2 separate regions of the Homo sapiens genome follow, and region 2 is linked to region 1. Evidence: read pairs that join two places in POLR2A ChIA-PET (ENCODE). Cell type or tissue: B cell. All regions are shown on one strand. Links, peaks and the distances in the headings refer to the core of each region. The heading gives the core; the rest is flanking DNA.

The links. ChIA-PET counts read pairs that join two places held together with the same protein. Peaks named below come from ENCODE experiments on the same cell type or tissue, not always from the same donor. Only the 100,000 strongest peaks of a DNase experiment are listed, where the experiment ranks them.
Region 2: POLR2A ChIA-PET joins it to region 1 with 8 read pairs; 2 of 35 experiments call an interaction of 5 or more read pairs at or near these places.

What each region holds. Positions count from the first base shown.
Region 1 is chr19:16,576,605-16,592,425 of GRCh38, reverse strand. It overlaps MED26 (mediator complex subunit 26), which reads left to right. Exons shown (of 3, transcript NM_004831.5): 2 at 14,017-14,091; 3 at 14,744-15,821. It overlaps LOC105372295 (a long non-coding RNA gene), which reads right to left. Exons shown (of 3, transcript XR_936360.3): 2 at 14,153-14,260; 3 at 13,612-14,068. Among named protein-coding and RNA genes, the nearest start is that of SLC35E1, 12 kb to the right of the region's middle. RefSeq lists enhancers at 6,087-6,136, 5,551-6,433, 6,167-6,816, 7,071-7,607, 8,307-8,496 and 7 more and a silencer at 10,614-10,663. In B cell, for the core only: no CTCF peak of the experiment used is centred there; DNase peaks (open chromatin) are centred at 5,485, 6,285 and 7,975; H3K4me3 peaks cover 3,358 bases; H3K27ac peaks cover 5,000 bases.
Region 2 is chr19:17,218,959-17,225,736 of GRCh38, reverse strand. USE1 (unconventional SNARE in the ER 1) reads right to left here. Exons shown (of 8, transcript NM_018467.4): 7 at 6,350-6,524; 8 at 5,908-6,106. The coding sequence ends at 5,924. Among named protein-coding and RNA genes, the nearest start is that of OCEL1, 3.9 kb to the left of the region's middle. In B cell, for the core only: no CTCF peak of the experiment used is centred there; no DNase peak of the experiment used is centred there.

The DNA.
Region 1 (15,821 bases), core at 5,447-10,446:
CCTTTCATCCTGTTGTGGTTTGTCTGGACCCTGTCACACCACCATCGGGAGAGGCTTTCTCTGAGATTGGCATGGGACGGGACAGGGCCCCACAGCTGTGCCTGGTGGGCTCTGTGGGGTCGTGGTATGGACTCTGCAGTCCCCTCCTGCAGATGGAACTTGGGCACATCACACCCCCTCAGGGTTTACAGTTGTCAGAGGGATTGGATGAGTCACACCTGGGAGGGACTCTGGAAAGCAGGGTGCAGGTGGTGCCAGGAGTGTTACCAGGGAGCCTCTGATTGGCTGGCCACAGAAGTAGGGGTCAGGGCTGCAGCTGGGCACATGGTGCCAAGCAGAGCCCACAGCCTTGGGTGCCTCTGCCCATCATCCCTGTGGGGCTGGGCCTCCTTGAGGGCTTGTTGGAATGCAGCTTCTGATGCAGGAGGTCTAGGGGGGATGGGGATGGGGATTGTGCGTTTCAAAGCAGCTCCCTGGTGATGCCCGTGCTGTTGACCCCTAGGCCACACTTGAATAGGAAGGATCTAGATCAGCTCTCTAGCGGGGAAAGTCAGGATTTCAGACAGATTTCTCACTCTAGGAGCTTAATTCCCATAGGAGAAAACCATGCGGAATTAGGAGGGAAAAGACTCTGTCAGACGCACCGTGGCTACTTTCAGGTCAGGAGGATGGATCCAGCATCATTGCTTGCACCATGTTTTGGGGAGAGCAGACTGTCGTTTGCCCAAGACTTTGCAGATGTCTGCAGCCGCTGGCCTTTTCTCGAGTGTAGGAAGTTGGTTCCTTCACCTGGGTCTCCAGTGAAGTATGACCAAACCCTATAGGTAGGCATACAAGGGGGTGTGTGTGTAAGTTCAGCCTTGGGAAGTGGCTTGGTGGCTGCTTGGCATTTTATTTCACAGCTCATAGGACACTGTGACCCAGCTTCAGCTACAGCTTTTTTCCAAAGCTACAATTAGGATGCCTAATCAGTGCAGTGCACAAGTGTTTGTGGGTGCATACAGAATGTCCCAGAAGGAAAAAGCAGGTGCCTACTGATGCCTGCAGGAGTCTGGTCTGAGATGGGGAGTGCATTGTGTGCATTCTCAAGTGTATCTTTCAGTCCTTACAGTCCCTCTGAGATCCTAGGCGTGACAGTCATTCTCCTTCTACTGAGGAGAGAAGGAGCCTCCCCAAAGGGCCCACCCTCCTTCCCCAGGGAGGACAAACCCAGGTGGCATCTGGTTCCCCTCTCTAACAAAGAAGCAGTCCTTCTCTCTGCCTGCCATCCCTCCTACTTTTCCTAGGACCTGCTGCATCTGTCTGCCTCCATGGGTGTTTTTTTAATAGCTTTATTTATTTATTTATTTATTTATTTATTTATTTATTTATTTATTTTATTTTATTTTGAGAAAGTCTCTCTCTGTGGCCCAGGCTGGAGTGCAGTGGTGCAATCTCAGCTCACTGCAACCTCCACCTCCCGGGTTCAAGTGATTCTCATGCGTCAGCCTCCCAAGTAGCTGGGATTACAGGTGCCTGCCACCACGCCTGGCTAATTTTTTTGTATTTTTAGTAGAGACAGGGTTTCGCCATGTTGCCCAGGCTGGTCTCAAACTCCTGGCCTCAGGTGATCCACCTGCCTCCACCTCCCAAAGTGCTTGGATTACAGGTGTGAGCCGCTGTGCCTGACATTAATAGCTTTATTGAGATATAATTGACATACAATAAACTGCGCATAGCAGAAGTATATAATTTGATAAATTTTAACTTGTAAGTACATCAGTAACACCAACACCACAATCAAGGTAGCAAAGAAAGGGAGCTGAAATTAAAGCAAGGGAGGCAGATAACATTTGAAAATGTGTGTAATCAACCATATTACAAGGCCAGAAATGAAAAGCCTTATAATCATCCCAGTACATGCAGGAAAAGCATGTGACAAAATCAGACATCTATTCCTGATAAAACCTCTCAGCAAACTAGGAGTAGAAGAGGCATTTCTTCACTGTCCTTTTCCGCTGTATAGATGTGCAGATTTGCCTCATCCTAAAGTGTCCTGTGTCACAGTGGAGCAGGGAGGCAGGTGTGTGCTGGCTGCATGGGGTAGCAGGTTAGGTTAGTAACGAATCTGTGGCCAGCTGGCACCCTGGCTTCTTGGATGGGAAAGTGGCTTAATACCTGTTGGGGGTGGAGGGGGCGTATCTGTGGTCTCAGGGGAGACCATGGTGTGGCAAGACCCCAGTGCCCTGCAGGGTGCTGGCACCATGCCCAGTGGGTGCTGCCTGCCTGCCTCTTTCCAGTAGCATTAGTGCTCACTTCTTCCTGGGGACACTCATCTGTTGAGTACTCCTGCCGGGGAAGCTTCAGAGTGCCCTTGTCCTCCTCAGTCCCATCCAGGGCAGGAGAGTGCAGACACGTTTCTCAGTGAGCAGTGAAGTGCAGTGCACATTGCATCACTGTGTGTTGTAGAGGTGGCCAGGGCTTGTGTTGAAGCTGTTTTCAGACCTTGTTCTGTGGGGCTCTCAGAGGGTCTGGGCCGTGGGGAACGAGGGGCTGCTTTGCCAACACCTCCCCCTCCTCCACAACCCTGACAGCTTCACCATCTGTTTCTGTAGGATGAGGTGGCCTCTAAGATCATGGAATTCACACACAGTAGGTTATTTTTAACAACCTTTGTAAATATAGTCTAGAAAATATACATCTAGAAAAGTGTACAAGTCCCAAGTTTTACAGCTGAATGAACATTTATGAACACATCTGAGAACCCCAGTCCACCCAGGTTAAGGAACAGAGCCTTTCCCCTGAAGCCATCTTCAACGTCCTCTCCTAGTCATTCTCTGCCTGCCACTACCCTGACTGCTCTCACCATCTAGAAGTCTTGCCTGCTTTTGACCTTTTAATCCAGGACAAAAAAAAAATGTGTTTTTTTGTGTTTGGCTCTTTGACTCAACGTTGTTTTGAGATTTGTCTTTGAGGTTATGTGTAGCAGCAGTTTGTTCATCCAACATTGAATGGACAGACCATGATTTATTTATTCGGTGTTCTGTTGGTGGCTGCGTGGGCTGTTTTCAGTTGGGGCTGTTCTGATACAGCTGCTCTGAGTGCATTTCTGTAGGTGCTGCTTGGAGTGGAATTGCTGGATCATAGCGTGAGTGTCCATCCTTAAATGGTGGTTACCATGGGATCCACAGAGTCACCAGACTCTTTCTTGGGTGACAGTGTCCTTGGTTCTCTGCACCGTGGCCCTCGTTGCAGGAATGCCCAATGAGAAGGCCCCTGTGCCCACTCCTGTCCCTCCAGCTCCACACAGAGCCCAGGAGCTGTGGGGGAAGGGGTGGCCCTGGACCTGAGCCAAGTGTAGTCCTCCCCTGGGGTTTCCTGGCAGCCTGGGTGAGAGCCTCAGTGGTGGCATTTTATCTGTTGCTTCTGTTCTTGACCTTGGCTGTCTCTGTCTACTCCTCCGGGTCAGTACACAGGGATCCTAACGCCCCCTCCCAGCATCCAGCGGGCCCAGAGTTTGGTAGAGCACCTGTGTGCAGTCGGTGCTCAGAGAGCATTTGATGACTTGTCTCGGGGAATTCTAGAAGGTCACTAGTTCTCAGGATCTTACAGCAGCCCAATTGGACAGGCAGGCGGGGGGCTGCTCTCCTTCGGCTTCCTCTCTCAATGGGCCTCTGAGGCTGCCTCCAGGCACCGTGCTGGGCACTGCCCTGCCTGAATGGATCTTACAGACCACAGAGCAGCCCAGCAGAAAGTGCAGTGTGCGGGTCCTCGTGGCCTGGCCCCTGGGGGCGTGGTCTCCAGCACACCATTCATGCTCTACAGACACCATCTTGTGGTTTTCTCATGCTCTCAGAGGAGGAACTGGGCTCCAGTCAGTGATAGGTCTTGCTTGCGTCAGTGCTGGAGGCCAGGTGCGGTCCCCTGCTACAGCTATGCGCGGCTCAACCATCAGGTCCTTGTCTGCCCAGCCTCAGCTAGGATCTTCCAGGCGGCGGCACAGGGTGCGCTGTTGTGTGCATCTCTGTGCTTGGCAGTCTCTTGAAGGTTGTTCCCTGTTGATTCCTGAAAAGCTGGCTCGTTCTTATTTGGGCTCTGTCTTTGGCGGAACATATATGGGCCGAGCACTGTGTGTGTGTTTCCCCCGAGGATGTTGGGTCATTTCCAGTCTTCTGCAGCTGGCATTCTTATCAGCTGCTCCTAGAAGAGAGAGGCTGAGAGGGAGAAGCCCCCACCCAGCGTGCTATCACCAGGACTCCGCTTGGCTTCCCACTGCTCCAGTTCTATCCGCGTAGCAACGAGTCAATTTACAGATGAGCTTTGAGAGCTCTTGTGCCTTCACAAAGGGCCAAATGGCAGTAAGAATCGTAAGTTCTGCAGACCTGAAGCAGAGGTCAGGAGAGTCTAGGTTGGTAGTTTGGTTGGGAAGAGCTGCTAAAAACAGAAAGTGGGAGGGAAGGACGCTGTGGGGGCAGTGGCTGTGGAGAGCAGCGCTGCCTGCCTCCTGGCTTCATCTGCAAGTTTCCCTCGCTGCAGAAGTCAGGCATGCCTACTGATGGAGCTCCTACTTCTGCCCCAAGCCCTGGGCTTCCTCTTTCTGAGTTGCTCATGGGGTTCAGTCAGGGCTCCGCGTGCTGCCTGTACTCAGGTGGCATTTCCCGTCCCCCGGGCTGAGTTGTAGCATGCAATTGCATACTTGCCCAAGCATTACAGGAGCTGTGGCTGCAGGACAGGGAGGGCCACATGGACATGACAGACCACTCAGGTGGCCGGCTGCTCCTGGGAGTAGCAGGAGGGCCCCAGCAGGAAGTGCTTTTCAAGTGGTGAGCTTGGTGGCTGTGGCCGAGACATGCACCTTCCCGTCATTGTTCCTCCCAGTGTCATTCTTCCTCTGAGAAGCTGTGAACTTGAGGCTTTGCCCCTGGGGTTTGAGGCTCCCATGAGGTCCCCTCAGAGGAAGGTGCCTTCACTGGGCAGAGCCTGGTGGACCTGCACCAGCCCCATGAGGCTGAGCGGAGAGTGCAGGGTGGGGCCCGCCTGAGGGTAAGCACAGCAGCACCCCTCAGGGCTGCGCTTTCCAGAGCTGAGAGGGAGGGCAGAGCTGGGGTCTTGGGGTGGAGGTGGGGTGGGGATGCAGGTGCCGCCTCTTGTACTGACTTGCACCAGAGGCAGTTTGGCTCCCAGCTGCCTGGGAACACGTGCGGAGTTTGTCAGAAGCAGGAAGACTTGGTGTGGCGGGAACCAAATCACAGACACACACTCTCCCAGCAAAGCCCTGTTTGATTCACCCGTGTGTCCTCAGCAGACACGACTGTGTGTTGGGGGTTGGGGGGTGGGCGAGGTGACTCAGCCGCGGACGGCATTAGAATGCTTAGCACATTGAAGGCAGACTGTCTGTTTCTGGGTGCCATCTGTGGCATGTTTGGGTTTGGAAGGACAGCTTGCTTGCTGATGAACACTTCCACAGTCTTTTGAGCTAAGTAGTTTTTGTAAATTACTGTCTAGACCATTCTGCATTAAAAAAAAAAAAAAAACCCGACAACATCCCCATTGTTGTTTTTAAAGTGAACCGGTTTTTACAGGTGCTTTGCCACTGAGGCCTCAGCAGGGGCTGTTTTGAGCCCAAGGAGCAGGTTATGTGGGCTGTGGGGCACAGGTGCGGGCCCACAGGCTGCCAGGGCAGTGCCGCCCACCGTCCAGGGTGGTCAGGAAGGCTGGCCGGACACCGAGGTGGGGGAGTGCAGAACTGCAGTCTGTGCTCCATGTGCACTGTTCCCAGGGCCAGCCCGGTGGGGAGTGGGCTCCAGTGCCATCTGAAGCCCTGCTGTGGTGGCCCGTGCATGCCTGGGTCACCCTGGTCCTGCCTCTCAGGCATCCTGGGGACAAGGCATAGACAACACGGAGACCGTGGAGGTGGCCCTGTGTGGGTTCAAGGAACTGTTTGTAACCTGTGCATTTCACTGCAGGAGCACGTCAGGAGAGTCTTTACAGAGTGCCGACATCACCACAGGCTGGTGGCACCTGGTACCCTTCACCCCACCTACTCAAAGCACCAGATGGGCCCTGTGTGTTTGGTAGCCATGTCAGGCTAGTGGAAGGCCAGGCCTCACCATCTTCTAGCTGTGTGGTCTACCCGGGACCTCCATTACCTTCCTGGCCCTCAGTTACCTTATCTGTAGAGTGCGCTTGTGAGGATGACGTGAAAGAACTTGGCACAAGGGCAACCCACCAGTGATGGTCCTGTGCGAGTTGTGCCCGGTTGGGCCTGCCCAGGCTCAGCACCCTTGGGACTATTGGTTGGTCAGACCTTGGGCAGCACAGGGTTTCCCCTTTGCTACCACAGCTGCATTCCCAAGAGGCTGGGGATCTCAGGCGGGGTGGGAACAGTTCAGATGTGGAGAAAATGGAGAGGCAAGCCAAGGGGCTGCTGGGACTCAAAACTCAGTCTCAGTTCCTTGTTTCAGACCAGGGCTGGAAATCCCCAGCAGTAATTACTCAGGGCCTGAGGGTTTTACTTACACACCCCTGTAATAAAGCGAGGAAGAGGTTGGCCAGTAGCGGGTCCACTCCACTGAACAGGCCCCAGCTTTGCACTCAGACCCAGTGATCCTCTTCACAGAAGAAAAACTCGGACACATGCCGTGGCCCAATTAAAATATTTGCCGACAGGAGTTTGGTTTGAAAGGTGATTCCACGCACCCTGTCGTAGGTGGGTTTTCAGAAGAGTCTAGTCTTCCGGACTCCGGAGGGGTCAGAGGTGTCACTGGGTTTCACAGGGCCACAGAGGAGTGCTGCTGGCTGGCCTTTGAGGGAAACCTGGAAAGAAAGTTCTGAGTGGCTGTGTCCTGTGGCTCAGCTGTGCCCAGAGCCATAGGATGTGGATCGCAGATGGGAGGGAGGTGGTGCTGACTGGGGCTGGGCAGGTCCTGGAGTGACGGCTGTCCCTTCCCTGGGTTACTGCTGGCTCATTGTTATGTTTCTCCCCTTCTGGAAGAGAGTGACCTAGCCCCCACCCCTTCTTGCCAAGTCCTCCCTCCTGGTCTGGGCCACTTGAGGGCCTGTCCTCTCTGTGGTGGTGGCTGTCCTGGGCTCCTTCCTGGTACAGGTCAGGCCTCTCCCTGCAGGAAGGAACTGTCGACCTAGCGTGTGCCCCTGGTTCGGGCTCTCTGTGGTTTCCTTTAGAAGAGAGGCGTGAGGACACCTGAGAGTCGGACCGGGATGGACAGCTGGCATGGGTACTCAGAGCTCCCCTCTCCAGCCCCAGGGGTGCCTGCTGTTTCTGCACCAGGTCTGTTAAGCAGCAGCCCAGTACCAGAGTAGGGGAGCTTGGTGAGGGGCTCCTGGGGTCTCACCAGATAGATGGTGTTGTGCAGTTCAAATCAGTTAGGAGGCCTGAGACTTGAGACAGGCTCACGTGGAGGGAGGTGGCATCCTACCCAGCCCTCGGCCCTTGCTGCCCCACTCAGGGGCCAGATGGTGGACAGTGAAGCCACTATGAGGAGTTGGAAACAGCTATTTGCTCACTTCCCCTTTAGATGGCTGCCAGTCCTTCTAGATCAGTGAACTCTCCCAAACAAATGCTAGGAAATAGATGTATTTTCTCATCTTTATTTGTGAGAAATTTCAAGCATAAAAGTAGAGAAAGGTAACCATCCTGCTTCAGTAGATAGCTGCTTACAGCCATGTGACTTTGTTTCACCCATCCCCCTCCTGTCACTCACCCTAGGGGATGATTCTGTAGCAAATTCCAGATTGTATTATTTCTTCAGGAAAGTGTCACTGAAAGACGAGGATGCGTGGTGGGTCTTTAATAGCTCACACGGAGCGTGGTGTGCTGTGAAGTCGCATACAGGGTTCCCCACTGCTCCCAGGGTGTGGGAGAATGAGGTGTCTCACGCAGCTCCAGGCGCCTGACCCAGGCTGCTTCTGAGGGGTGCTGGCCCCTCCCTCAGGCTGTCTCTGTGCGTGTCCAGCCCCGCCTCCTTCCTCACATTTCCTGTGAGCTGAACAGCACATGTCACCAGTTAGGCTGGCTGGAATTGTGGCTTAGCACAGGCTATGGGGCTCTCTGGGGACAAAGGTGCCAGCCTTTCCGGAAGCCTTTCTTTTTTTTGTTTTGTTTTTTGTTTTTTTTTGGCGGGGCGGGGGGGGGCAGTGTTTGGGTTTCGGTTTTTTTTTTCTTTTTCTTTTTTTTGAGACGGAGTCTTGCTCTGTCACCGAGGCTGGAGTGCAGTGGCGTGATCTCAGCTCATTGCAACCTCCGCCTCCCAGGTTTGAGCGATTCTCCTGCCTCAGCCTCCCGAGTAGCTGGGATTACAGGTGCACACCACCGCGCCCGTGGAAGCCTTTTTAAGTTCTCATGTGGAAGGATGACCACAAAAGAGCCCTGGGACAGCCAGACCTCTTGTGGTCTTGGGCGAGAAGTTGTCCCCTCCATGCCCCCATGCGTGTGTTCCTGGGGCATCCCTGAAGTGTGGGGCACCTGTGTGCTGAGGGTTGTGCTGGTGGCCCCAGTTCACCCTCTGCCTGGATGCAAACTGTTCTTCCTCAGTATCTATGCTAGCTGTGATGCCTATGACCTGAGACCAGGCCTCCCTGCTTGGTTTTTCTGAGATTCCAGAAGGACGAGATTAATGTTCACATTCCTATTGGCCCATGTGTACCTGATCATGCCTCATGGATTTCCATTCTAAGACCTGAAAGTGTTCGGTGTGACAGTGGAGTCAGTTCCATCAACATTCATGTACCAGGCGGCTGGGCTGGACCTGCATGTATACCTGTGCCACACCTGGTCCCACCTGCTAACTTCCTGCCCTGCCTGCCTTTGGAGCAGGCACCCCAGGGAGGTCCCACCTGCTTCCAGAGTGCTCCTTGCTGCATTTACCCCTGCTTCTCCTAGTAGCTGCATGGAGGTTCTGCTGTCGACACCCCCCACCCCCACCCAACACCCTTGCCCTTCACAGGCACTTCCCGCAGCAATGAAGAGGCCAAACTGAAGCAAATTAAGTGGGCAGGGGCGGTCAGTGTTGGTAGAAAGGGGAGGCAACGCCTGTCTTCGTTGATGGTTAAGGAAGTTCAGACCCATCTGCATCTATTGAGGGGTCCCTAGTGGAGAAGTGAGAGGCTACAGTTCCTGACGGGATTCCTGCCCCTTTGGGAAAGCAACTTGGCAGGTGTTTTGAGAGGTTTTTTTGGACTGGGAACAAATCCCAAGGGAGAATCCAAAGGAGGAGGGGGCCTCAGATGTGCCAGGCTATTCCTGACAGCAAGAGGCTGCAATTGGCCATCGGGCCACAGACATGGCCCTGGCAAGCCTGAAGAGCTGCCTTAAAGCCATCTTTTGAGGCCATCGCCTGGAGCGGCTCCCCATGTGGAGTCAAACTGTGTCTGTGCTGAGATTAGGATCTAGTGTACTTCCCCAGATAGATGGACAGGTGCCAAGGGCATCCCAGAAACAGGGCAAGGGCAGGTGGTCTGTGGGGGCAGTCGCTAAGGGGGATAGAAGACAGGTTGTGAAGGAGCCACCTTGGGTCTTTTGGGTCTGTTTTTCCTCCCGGTGTCCTTACCCATGGCCTCTCCCCTGCCGCAGGGCTTTGGTGCTGTCTGGCCAGCTCCCTGCCCATCCTTCTCCAGCTCTTTTCTGCTTTCCAGCATGGAAGTCGGTCTCCAGCCCAGGTGGACACAGCTCGTTCTGCCACATCCTTTTTTGACCTCCCTGGGAGGCCACCTTAGGTGCTGCCCTCCCCCTGTGGCCTGCCTCCCTGCCCTGAGGGTTCATGCTGGACTTAGCAGGCCTGGAGTCAGAGCGGGAGCCTCCCCTCAGCCACATACGAGTCCTGGTGTCTCTGTCACTCACAGAGGGCCACCTCCATGAGAGTGGGAGACCTGCCACTCCTGGGTGGGGGGTCAGTTGGTTGTTAAGGCAGGGTCCCCAGGGCCAGGGTCAGAAGCCAGCTCCTATTTTGCTCCTATGGGACCAGCACCAATTGGGTGCTAAGTGTTCTTTGGGACAGACTGTGGCCATCTATAAAGAGGCTCTGTGGAGCCTTCTGGCTCAGTGTGCCTGGGGTCGGGGCCAGGCCCTTTGCAGGGATTCCTCGCTGCATTGCTCAGTGTCTGCCTCCTGGGCCTGGGAGGCCTGTGTCTGGATGCCCAGGTGGTGCTCCCCACACAGTGTTCAGACTGCTTGACATCAATGCCCCAGAGGTCGCAGGGCAGGGCAGTCTCACCTTGCCCCCATCCTTAGCTCTGCTGACATCACTGACTGCCTTCTGCTGGCTCCAGGGAGTGGCCGCACTGGACACTCACCCTCTCTCTGTGTCTTACACAACACACATTTATCATCTCAGGCTCTAGGGCTCAGAAGTCAGCTCCAGTCTCACCGGGCTGGGATCCAGGAAGCAGCGAGCTGCGCTCCTCTCTGGAGGATCCATTTTCTGCCCCTTCAGGTGTTGGCAGAGTTCATCTGTTTACGGCGTAGGACTGTGGGTTTCTAGCACCTTACAGGTAGAGCAGGCGGGCTCCTCTACTCCTCAGGTGAGCAGCTCACACGGTGGGGACAGAAAGGGGACTGCCAAGGCTGTAGCATTTCCCTTGGGGCTCCTAGAGGCTGAAGGCCTCTCTGCACACGCTTAAGCGTGGCTCATAAGGCAGGGGAGGGGCCAAGGGTAAGGATACACAGTCACAGGGCCCTCACACCTTCGCCTGGTGTCCCCAGCTCCCACACAGTTTCCAGGAGACTCTTGGGACTGGCTGTTAGTTCAGCGGTGATTTCTGGGGCACCAGCTCAGTACCAGACCCTGGGGTTGCCCAGGTGTTCTGTCTCCTCCCTCTTGTCTGGCAGCAGGATGGTGTCTGCCCAAGGACAAGGACACTTTGTGCCACCAGGCTAGCTGGGTCTGGGCAGTGTTCTGCTCTGCAAGGACTGCTGCTTCAGGAGTATGTGGGGAACCAGGGCTCCAAATATACCAGGGTGAGGTCAGCAGGGTGGAGGTGAAGCCATGTGGCAAGCCCAGGGACTGAGTCGGTGCTGGAGTGCCTGGGGCAGGGAGTGGTTGGCCTTGCTGTCTGTCTGGGACTGGCCTCCTCATCGCACAGTCTTCCCCTGCACTGATCCCTGCCCATTGCACGAGGAGTGCGGACAGGACTGTATCTCCCCTCATATCACCCGTCCACCCCCACCATGACACAGCTTGAAGCAGGGTTTTCAGGGTCATTTGGAGCCCTGAATGGAGAACATTGCAAGGCAAGGCCGTTGTTGCCAAAGAGCAAATGGGCCCATTGGCAGGGCAGCTTTGTGGGAGTTCTGCGGGGACTGCTGTCGTGGCTCTGCAACTTTACACCCAGAGGAGACAACACGGGAAGGGAGGGAGTGGCAGTGGCTGCCTCCCACTGGAAGTGGGGCAGAAGAGTAGAAAAGCCAGAATCCATGAGGCCAGCAGAATTAACAGCCCTCAAGGACGTCCACATTCTAGTCCTGGAGCCTGGGCACATGGTACCGTACATGACAGATGTGACTAAGGGAACAGCCTGGAGATGGGGAGGTGATCCGAGATCATCTGGGCAGGCCCTGCCTAGTCAGGGAGTCCTTAGAGATGGCACCTATCCTGGCTGGGTCAGAGAGATGCCGGGTGAGGACTCAGCCTGTAGCTGGCTTTGAGCATAAGGGGAGGGGGTGTGAGCTGGATGCAGTGCCCTCCAGAAGCTGGGAATGGCTTCGGATGACAACCAGCAAGAAAATGGGCCTCATTCCTGTAGTGTAAAGAGCTGAACTCTGGGCCGGGTGCAGTGGCTCACGCTTGTAATCCCAGCACTTTGGGAGGCCGAGGAGGGCAGATCACCTGAGGTCAGGAGTTCAAGACCAGCCTTCAACATGGTGAAACCCTGTCCCTACTAAAAAAAAATACAAAAATTAGCTGGGCGTGGTGGCGGGTGCCTATAATCTCAGCTACTCGGGAGGCTGAGGCAGGAGAATTGCTTGAACCCAGGAGACGGAGGTTGCAGTGAGCCGAGATCGTGCCATTGCACTCCAGCCTGGGCGACAAGAGTGAAACTTCATCTCAAAAAAAAAAACAAAATAAGAGCTGAACTCTGCTAACACCTGAAGGAGCAGGAAATGGATCCTCTAGAGAGGATCCCAGCCCAGTGAGACTCAGACCTGATTTCTGAGCCCTAGAGCCTAAGATGATAAATGTGTGCTGTGTAAGATGCTAAGTTTACAATCATGTGTTACGGAAACTCTTGCCACGCAGTCTTGGCAAGGATGTGGCCTGGTGGGAATGGAATAGAGCAGCCTCCCTGGGGGTGAGGTGACCACCCTGCATGGATGTGGAGCCCCAGCTCCTCCATGGCTGTCTGTGCACTAGCTCAGAGTCAGGTCTGTCACTGCCGTCGGTTGCAGCCTTATTTTGTAATGGCGGACGGAAAGTGCCTAAGTGTCCCACAGCATTCAAGTCGGGCCTTCCCCACTCTGGAAGGGATGGTGAGCCAAATGAGGGGCTCTGTTTGAGGCTGGACATTGCTGACATTAAGTCAGAAAAGGCAAGAACCACTGTCAGTTTGGTTTTGAAATATGTGATAAGTGTGGATGTATACGCCTATATACACAAGGGATATTTTTGGAAAAAAATGCAAGGAAATGCTACAGTGGCTGGGTCAGAGATGCCCATTTCCTTGTGTGCCCTTTTATGCTGTTTTAATTTGTATCATGTGCCCGCTTAACTCCTTTATCATGTTGGGGTGGGGGGGAGTTGAGTAATCTACTCACTGTGGTTTCCTCAGGGCCCCTGGGCTCCCACCCGCTAGCCAGCCCACCAGAAACCTGTAGTTGCTGGAGGTGGTGGTTGAGTGGTAGGAATTCTTGTTGTAACAATTAAGGGAGTCAGTAATGTGTGGGAAGTGCTTAGAACAAGGTGTGGCTCCTAGCAAGATCCTAAAAGGGAGGGATTACTTGGTCATGGGATGTGTTCATGCTTCACTCTGCCAGACAAAGCCCAGCAGTCCCCAAAGTCAGCTGTATCCCCCGAAGTACCTAGTGTTGTCAGTGGGGCACGTGTATCATGTATCCATTTGTGGGTTCAGTTTGAGTTTTCCTGATTATCGATAAAGCTGAGAGGCTGAGCATCAGCACTGACATTTCATTGCCGTGTGCCTGTTCCTGTCTTGTGGCCAGTCTACGCCGGGCTCCTGGTCAGCTGTACTGCTGTACAGGCATTCTGTGTTCCAGATACAGCTCCTTGGGGGCCTGTGGCCTATGCCTTCTCCCACTTTGTGACTTTCTGCTCTCTTTATGGTGTCTTTGGATTCAGATTGACTGGTTTATCATTATTATTATTATTATTATTTTTTACACGGAGTCTTGCTCTGTCACCCAGGCTGGAGTGCAGTGGTGTGGTCTCAGCTCACTACACCCTCCGCCTCCCGGGTTCAAGTGGTTCTCGTGCCTCAGCCTCCCAAGTAGCTGGAACTACAGGCGCATGCCAGCACACCCAACTAATTTTTGTATTTTTAATAGAGATGGGGTTTCACTGTGTTGGCCAGGCTGGTCTCAAACTCCTGACCTTCTGATCCGCCTTCGTCAGCCTCCCAAAGTGCTGGGATTACAGGTGTCAGCCACCGCGCCTGGCCTGTGTATTGATCTTTTAAGCTTTGTGGATTTTATTCGATGAATTCTTCCGTGTCTCCTCTCCCACTCCCATCAGATGGCAGAGTAGAGGTCATCTTAAGTATCAGGAGCAGCTCTTGTTCCACAGGCATCCTGGGTTTCAGCAGGTGGGTGGGTATGTACCATGTACACTGGAGGGCTTGGGGCAGCCCGCACACCACACACTGGAGGAGGTCAGACGGCAGGTGAGGATGAGCACTGGGTGCCAGGTTGGCCCAGGGAGCAGGTAGGAGACGACATGGAGTGGGGGCTTCAGTGCTGCTGGCTCCTCTTGCTCTGGGGTTGGGGAGAGACTGGAGCAGGCTGGGGCAGGGTGTTCCAGCCTCCCAGTGGAGAAGGACAGGGACCTGACAAATGGCTTTTTATTTCCACAGATCCGGAACATGGTGGCGGTGCTGGAAGTCATCTCCAGCCTGGAGAAATACCCTATTACCAAAGAGGCACTTGAGGTGAGTATCCCAGACCCCAGCATTTGGGAGGGCAGAACGGGGGGCAGGGGATGGTACCAACCAGGTCCTTCCGCAGCTTCTGGGAGCATCAGTGTCTTTGCTTCGGAGGACCAAGAGAGGCGGTGTGCCCTCACAGCTCGTGCCTCGCGATCTTGCTCTCCCACGGGCACTGCAGAGACCAAGTGGTGTTACTCCCATCCTACATGCCCAGCACACTTCGTGGGCACGTGGGGACATCAGGAGAGGTGTGCTTGGAGGAGGCTCCAGTGAGAGGCACCATCCCCAACCCTCCACTTGAAGCGGACCCTCTGTGCTGTCGCCTCGGCCACAGCACCCTCTCACCCAGGAAGCCTCTCTGGCAGTGTCCTTACAGTGGCCTTGATGGTCCACAGCCCCCTGACACCAGGAGCCTGGGTGACAGCACTGCTGAGAAGCCACCTGGGACCCTGAAGGTCTGGGAACTAGGTTTGAGAATTTATATTGTCACAAAGGACCGGAAATCCCCAGAAGTTTTGTGTCAGGGAAGCTGGCAGTTTAGGGCTCAGTGGGAACCGGGTCATTTCACTGTCAGGGCCACTTCCCACCATTTCTGGCTCAGCTCATGGAGAAGTTCCTGTCCCGAAAGTATGTCATCATCTCCCTCTGGTTGTAGGAAACACGACTTGGGAAGCTCATCAACGACGTCCGCAAGAAAACCAAGAACGAGGAGCTCGCCAAGCGGGCCAAGAAGCTGCTGCGGAGCTGGCAGAAGCTCATCGAGCCGGCACACCAGCATGAGGCGGCGCTGCGGGGGCTGGCGGGGGCCACCGGCTCTGCCAACGGGGGCGCACACAACTGCCGGCCGGAGGTGGGGGCGGCTGGCCCACCCAGGAGCATCCATGACCTGAAGAGCCGCAATGACCTCCAGAGGCTGCCCGGGCAGCGGCTGGACAGGCTGGGCAGCCGCAAGCGCCGGGGTGACCAGCGTGACCTCGGCCACCCAGGGCCGCCACCCAAGGTCTCCAAAGCTAGCCACGACCCCCTGGTCCCCAACTCATCCCCCCTCCCCACCAACGGGATCAGTGGGAGTCCAGAGAGCTTCGCCAGCTCCCTGGATGGCAGTGGGCATGCAGGCCCAGAGGGCAGCCGCCTGGAGCGTGACGAGAATGACAAGCACAGTGGCAAGATCCCCGTCAACGCCGTGCGACCGCACACCAGCTCCCCGGGCCTGGGCAAGCCCCCTGGACCCTGCTTGCAGCCAAAGGCTTCGGTGCTGCAGCAGCTGGACAGGGTGGACGAGACTCCGGGGCCTCCCCATCCCAAGGGACCCCCTCGCTGCTCTTTCAGTCCTCGGAACTCACGGCATGAGGGCTCCTTTGCCCGGCAGCAGAGCTTGTATGCACCCAAGGGCTCCGTGCCCAGCCCCTCACCGCGGCCCCAGGCACTCGATGCCACACAGGTGCCGTCACCGCTTCCACTGGCACAGCCGTCCACACCCCCCGTACGGCGGCTCGAGCTGCTGCCCAGTGCGGAAAGCCCAGTGTGCTGGCTTGAGCAGCCTGAGAGCCACCAGCGGCTGGCGGGGCCGGGCTGCAAGGCAGGGCTGTCCCCAGCCGAGCCCCTCCTGTCCCGGGCAGGCTTTTCCCCAGACTCCTCCAAGGCGGACAGTGATGCTGCCTCCTCAGGGGGCTCGGACAGTAAAAAGAAGAAGAGGTACCGACCTCGAGACTATACGGTTAACTTGGACGGGC
Region 2 (6,778 bases), core at 1,743-6,742, 640 kb before region 1:
GTGAGCCACCGCGCCCGCCCGGAGTTTCGTCATTTTAGCCAGGCTGGTCTTGAACAGCTTCCGGGACTCAAGCAATCCGCTTGCCTCGGCCTCCCAAAGTGCTGGGTTACAGGCGTGAGCCACCGCACCCGCCCCTTTCTTTCTTTTTCTTTTATTTCTTTTAAGGGCGAGCAGGTGGTGTTAGATGGCATCTTTACTGAACAGTACTGTTCCTGGCAGAGCAGAGCTAACTTATAGACAGTGTGCCCCAAATCGGCCTTTTATATATATATATATAGAGAGAGAGAGAGAGAGAGGCTGTGTTGCCCAGGCTGGAGGGCATGATCATGGCTCACTGTGGCCTCGACCTCCTTCCTAGCCTCAATTGATCCTTCCACCTCAGCCTCCCAAATAGCTGGAACCACAGGTGACACAACGCCTCCCTAATTTTTGTGTTTTTTGTAGAGACGGGATCTCGCCGCGTTGCTCAGGCTGGTCTTGAACTCCCGAGTTCCAGCAATCCACCCGCCTCAGCCTCCCACAGTGCTGGGATTACAGGTGTGATCCCATAATCGTGCTTGGCATTTTTTTTTTTTTTTTTTTTTTTTTTTTTTGAGAGGAAATGTCCTTATGGGTCCAGGCTGTTTTCCAACTCCTGGACTCAAGCGATCCTCCTGCCTCAGCCTCCTGTCTGGGATGTGTGTATTTTACATTTGGAACATACTGCCAAGTTACTCCTTAGTGAGATTGTACCATTTATGCTCCAAGAGATACAGGGGTTTTCCCACAACCTTGGCGGCACTGGCATGATAACGGATTCCCTCACCTGTACTTTCTTTTCTTTTTTTTTTTTTTTTGAGACGGAGTCTCGCTCTGTCTCCTAGGCTGGAGTACAGTGGCGCGATCTCGGCTCACTGCAAGCTCCGCCTCCAGGGTTCAAACCATTCTCCTGCCTCAGCCTCCTGAGTAGCTGGGACTACAGGCGCCCACCACCACGCCCGGCTAATTTTTTCTATTTTTTAGTAGAGACGAGGTTTCACCGTGTTAGCCAGGATGGTCTCGATCTCCTGACCTCGTGATCCGCCTGCCTCGGCCTCCCAGCGTGCTGGGATTACAGGCGTGAGCCACAGCGCTGGCCCCTCACCTGTACTTTCAAAGTTGAAAATATTGCCTACTAAGGCTAGGCGCGGTGGCTCACGCCTGTAATCCTAACACTTTGAGAGGCCGAGGCGGGCGGATCACAAGGTCAGGAGTTCGAGACCAGCCTGGCCAACATAGTGAAACCCCGTCTCTACTAAAAATATAAAAAATTAGCCAGGTGTGACGGCGGGCGCCTGTAATCCCAGCTACTTGGGAGGCTGAGGCAGGAGAATCGCTTGAACCCGGGAGGCAGAGGTTGCAGTGAGCCAAGATTGCGCCAGTGCACTCCAGCCTGGATGACAGTTGAGAGACTGTCTCAAAAAAAAGGAAATATTGCCTAGTGTATGAGTGAAAAAATTTAGAGACTATTTCTCTATTTCGTAATTCTTTTCCTGTTATATCCTGCAAATGTTTTTTCTTGTTGATTTTTAGAAGTTCTTCAAATGTCAGCCGGGCAAGGTGGCTTATGCCTGTAATCCCAGCACTCTGGGAGGCCGAGGTGGGTGGACCACTTGAGGTCAGGAGTTCAAGACCAGCCTGGCCAGCATGGTGAAACCCCGTCTCTACTAAAAATACAAAAATTAGCCAGGCATGGTAGCACACACCTGTAATCCCAGCTACTCAGGAGGCTGAGGCAGGAGATCACTTGAAACCGGGAGGCGGAGGTTGCAGTGAGCCACGATTGTGCTGCTGTACCACTCCAGCCTGGGCGACTCCAAAAAAAGTTCTTCAAATGTCAACAAAATTCGTTTAAGCAGGCAGTGTATCTTTTTTTATTGCTGCTATAAATGGGATGCTTTAATACATTTTAAAGCTATATACATATATAGTATACAAGAAATGAATTTTTAAATATCTATAAGTCTCTTGCTAGCTTAAGGAATTCTTTTATTGAAATATTTTTAGTCACATCGCTTGGGCCTATCATATATACGGTCATATCATCTGCAAATAATTTTGCCTTCTCATTTCTTATTTTTCTTCTCTTATTTTTCAATCTCATTTCTTTTTTTCTTGTTGTTTGTTTTAGAGATGGGGTCTCACCGTGTTGCACAGTCTGGAGTGCAGTGGCACGATCATAGCTCAGTGCAGCATGATCACTTGGGCTCCTGGGCTCAAGTGATCATTTGCCTCAGCCTCCTGAATAATTGGTACTATAGGCACGCACCACCACACCTGGATAATTTTTTTTTTTTAGACGGAGTCTTGCTCTGTCTCCCAGGCTGGAGTGCAGTGGTGTGATCTCGGTTCACTGCTACCTCCGCCTCCTGGGCCAAGCAATTCTCCTGGCTCAGCCTCTTGAGTAGCTGGGATTACAGGTGCCCGCCACCATGCCTGGCTAATTTTTGTATTTTTAGTAGAGACAGGGTTCTACCATCTTGGCCAGTGTGGCCTGGTGAGCCAACCAGGTGGCCTACACCTGGATAATTTTTAAATTTTTATTGGTAGAGATGGGGTCTCGCTATGTTGCCCAGTCAGGTCTTAAACTCCTAGGCTCAAGCAGTCCTCCTGCTTCAGCCTCCCAAGTAGTTGAGACTAAAGACATGAGCCACCATGCCTGGCATTTTATTTATTCTATTGACAGGGTCTTGCTATTGTTGCCCAGGCTAGTCTCTATCTTCTGGCCTCAAGCAATCCTCCTGCCTCAGCCTTTGAAGTATCTGGGACCACAGGCGTGCACCACCATATTTGGCCCCATTTCTTTTTTTCTTTTTTTTTCTTTTTTTTTTTTTTTGAGACGAAGTCTCGCTCTTTTGCCCAGGCTGGACTGCAGTGGCGCTATCTTGGCTCACTGCAAGCTCTGCCTCCTGGGTTCACGCCGTTCTCCTGCCTCAGCCTCCCGAGTAGCTGGGACTACAGGTGCCCGCTACCATGCCCGGCTAATTTTTTTTTTGTATTTTTAGTAGAGACGGGGTTTCACCGTGTTAGCCAGGATGGTCTCGACCTCCTGACCTCTAGATCCACCCGCCTCGGCCTCCCAAAGTGCTGGGATTACAGGCGTGAGCCACCGCACCCAGCCTCTTTTTTTCGTCTAGTTGTGCTGACTACCACCTCAAGACTATGTTACATTATGGAGGCAGGGCGACTGTAAGCATCCTTCCCCATTCCATTCCCCCCGTTTTTTTGTTTTTGTTTTTTCAGATGGAGTCTCATTCTGTTACCCAGGGTGGAGTGTAGTGGTGCGATCTTGGCTCACTGCAACTTCTGCCTCCTGAGTTCAAGTGATTCTCCTGCCTCAGCCTTCTGAGTAGCTGGGATTACAGGTGCGTGCCACCATGCCTGGCTAATTTTTGTATTTTTGTAGAGACCAGGTTTCACCATATTGGTCAGGCCGGTGTCGAACTCCTGAGCTCAAGTGATCTGCCTATCTTGGCCTCCCAAAGTGCTGGGGTTACAGGTGGCTTTAGCCACCGCACCTGGCCTATTCCTCATTTTGATGGCAGAAGTTTTGAGTATTTGCCCATTAAAGTCAATGCTCCCTTTGGCTTGAGATTTTTCAGTGAAGTGAGGAACATGTCCATCTATTTCCTTTCTTTTTAAATTAGGAGACTTTGGGTAACGGAGGCTAAACAGTACAATTTGTCATTTCAGCATCTGTGATTTTGTTTTCTGAGGCATTAATGTAGCTGGCTTTTGTTGTTGTTTGAGACAGGGTCTGGCTCTGTCACCCAGGCAGGAGTGTAGTGGTGTGATCACAGCTCACTGCATCCTCGAACTCCTGGGCTCAAGCCATTCTCCTGTCTCAGCCTCCCAAGTAGCTGGTAGTATTTTTTGTAGAGACAGGGTTTTACCATGTTGCCCAGACTGGCCTTAAACTCCTGAGCTCAAGTGGTCCTCCCACCTCAGCCTCCCACAGTGCTGGCATTACAAGGTGTGAGCCACGGTGCCCTGGCCAACGTGGCTTTCTAATAAGGAATCATCCCTGTGTCTCAGGCATAAACTTCCTTTTTTTTTTTTTTTTTTTTTTGAGTAGGGGTCTTACTCTGTCACCCAGGCTGGAGTGCAGTAGCATGATCACTGCTCACCGTAGCCTCCAGTCCCTGGGCTCAAGGGGTCCTCCTGCCTCAGACTCCCCAGTAGCTAGGATTACAGGCGTGAGTCACCATGCCTGGCTGTCTCCTTCTTATGATCTTTTTTTTTTTTTTTTTTTTTTTTTTGAGATGGAGTCTCGCTCTTGTCGCCCAGGCTGTAGTGCAGTGGCGTGATCTCGGCTCACTGCAACCTCCGCCTCCTGGGTTCAAGCAATTCTCCTGCCTCAGCCTCCCAAGTAGCTGGTATTACAGGTGCCCACCACCATGCCCAGCTAATTTTTTGTACTTTTAGTAGACATGGGTTTTCACCATGTTGGCCAGGCTGGTCTCGAACTCCTGACCTCAGGTGATCCGCCCGCCTCAGCCTCCCAAAGTGCTGGGATTACAGGCATGAGCCACCACGCCTGGCTCTATGTTCTACTTTTTAAAAGCTGCCAGTAGCACTTTTAAAAATCTCTACTTGGGCTGAGCACAGTGGCTCATGCCTGTAATCCCAGCACTTTGTGAGGCCAAGGCAGGAGGATTGCTTGAGGCCTGGAGGTCGAGGCTGCAGTGAGCTATGATTGCACTACTGCACCGTAGCCTGGGCCACAGAGCGAGACCCTGTCTCAAAAACAAAACAAAACAAAAAAAACCACACAACCCTACCTAAGGATTTTACACCCACGTCAGTGGGGGTCCACTGGGCACCTCCAAGTGTCCCCACAATGCCGTCAATGCTGCCATGGGGCAGACACCCCAAGCCCTCGTCACTGAGCCCCCTCAGTTGCTCTCACAGGCTGTGCCCTGTCTGGAGCTGGTGTGAGAGCAGGGCTCAGGACCCCAGAATTCCTACTCCACGACCCTTTTCAGGACCCCTACCCTAGTACTCACCCAGTTCTCCTTTGAAGTGATCAGACTGTGACCTGGGGAGGGCAGAGTCTCCAGTGAGCACTGGGCACGACCCATGTGTGTTTGTCGAGTGACTGTGAGGGATCTGTAGTGTCCCGAGAGCTGAGGCTGCAGTGTGGCTGAGCTGTGTCCTTGAACTATTGCCTTTAATTCCAGGGAAGACCTCGTGTTGATGCGCCCTCCTCCAGGCTGAGCTCCTGTCATGGCCCCACTCCTCCCCGACCCTCCAAGCCCCTGTTCTGCCCTTTGGCCTCACCCTGGCCTTACATCGCTGAAGGCACTGTGTTCGGCTACAAGTCTGCCAGTCGGAGGCTCCTAGGGCCTCCTGGGGCTGGGCCTCGTCCATTGTGGGGTAGGCTCCAGAGGAACATGGGCGGAGGCAGCGTTTGATGAGTCACCACCTGCCAAGACTGACTTTTTCTTTTTAGAATCTTTTTTTTTTTTTTTTTGCAATGGAGTCTCGCTCTGTTGCTCAGGTTGGAGTGCAGTACTGGGATCTCAGCTCACTGCAACCTCCACCTCCTGGGTTCAAGTGATTCTCGTGCCTAAGCCTCCCAAGTAGCTGGGACTACAGGCGTGCGCCACCATGCCTGCCTGATTTTTGTATTTTTTGGTAGAGACGGGGTTTCACCATGTTGGCCAGGCTGGTCTTGAACTCCTGGCCTCAAGTGATCCACCTGCCTTGGACTCCCAAAGTGCTGGGATTCCAGGCGTGAGCCCCCGCATCTGGCCCTGAGGTGGTTCTTCCCCTGCTCATGCACTGTCTGTCTGTGGCTCTTCAGGGACCTCCAAAAACCCTCCCATCTCATTGGCCAGCCTGAAAGGCACTGCTAGATGGGGGCAGGGGACAGACGGAAGACAGACAAGGTGGGCGGGGGTCTTTATTTGAGTTTAGGCATGATTCGAATGAAGAGGATCATGCTAATGAAGATGAAGCAGACGATAATGAGCATGGCCCAGAGCAGCCAGTTGACTGACTTCTGCGTGTGCTGCTCCAGACGCTCTGACTCCGTCTTCAGTTTCTCCAGGTTCTGGTCCGCCATTTTCAGTGAGTGTGACAGGGTCTGTGGGGGAGGTGGAAAAGGTGTCAACAGGACTGGGGCCAAGAATGGCCTCTCTCTACTTCCCTGGGACTGGCCTGCACCTCTTGTCGCTTGCTGGTGCTGTGCCCTCTGCTGGGAATGCCATTTTTGCCTTCTACGAAACTCCTATTCATCCCGCAAAGCCCCAGCCACAATGCTCCTGTGCTGGGAAGCCTTCTCTGATGCCCCAGGGCAGAGGCTGGAGAGCTCCCCCAGTCCCCACACCTGGTTGTCCTTCTTGATGACACTCTGGGCGGCCAGGGTATTGGTCTTGAGGCTCCGGGCCAGTCCTAGCATCTCTTCCGCCAGCTTTTCCTGGAGGTTCTGATGTCGCTGCAGGACGAGGTCTAGCTCAGCTGCCAACTGCTTCTCACTCACTGGCTGGGACCCTGCCACTCCACTGATTTCACACACGGGGGGAGGAGGACATGAGAGATGGAGTGGGAAAGGGGAGAAGACCAACACATTTTCTTTTTTTTTTTTTTTGATACAGAGTCTCGTTCTGTTGCCCAGGCTGGAGTGCAGTGGCATGATCTCGGCTCACTGCAACCTCTGCCTCCCAGGTTCAAGCAATTCTCCTGCCTCAGTCTCCTGAGTAGCTGGGATTACAGGCACCTGCCACCATGCACAGCTAATTTTTGTATTTTTAGTAGA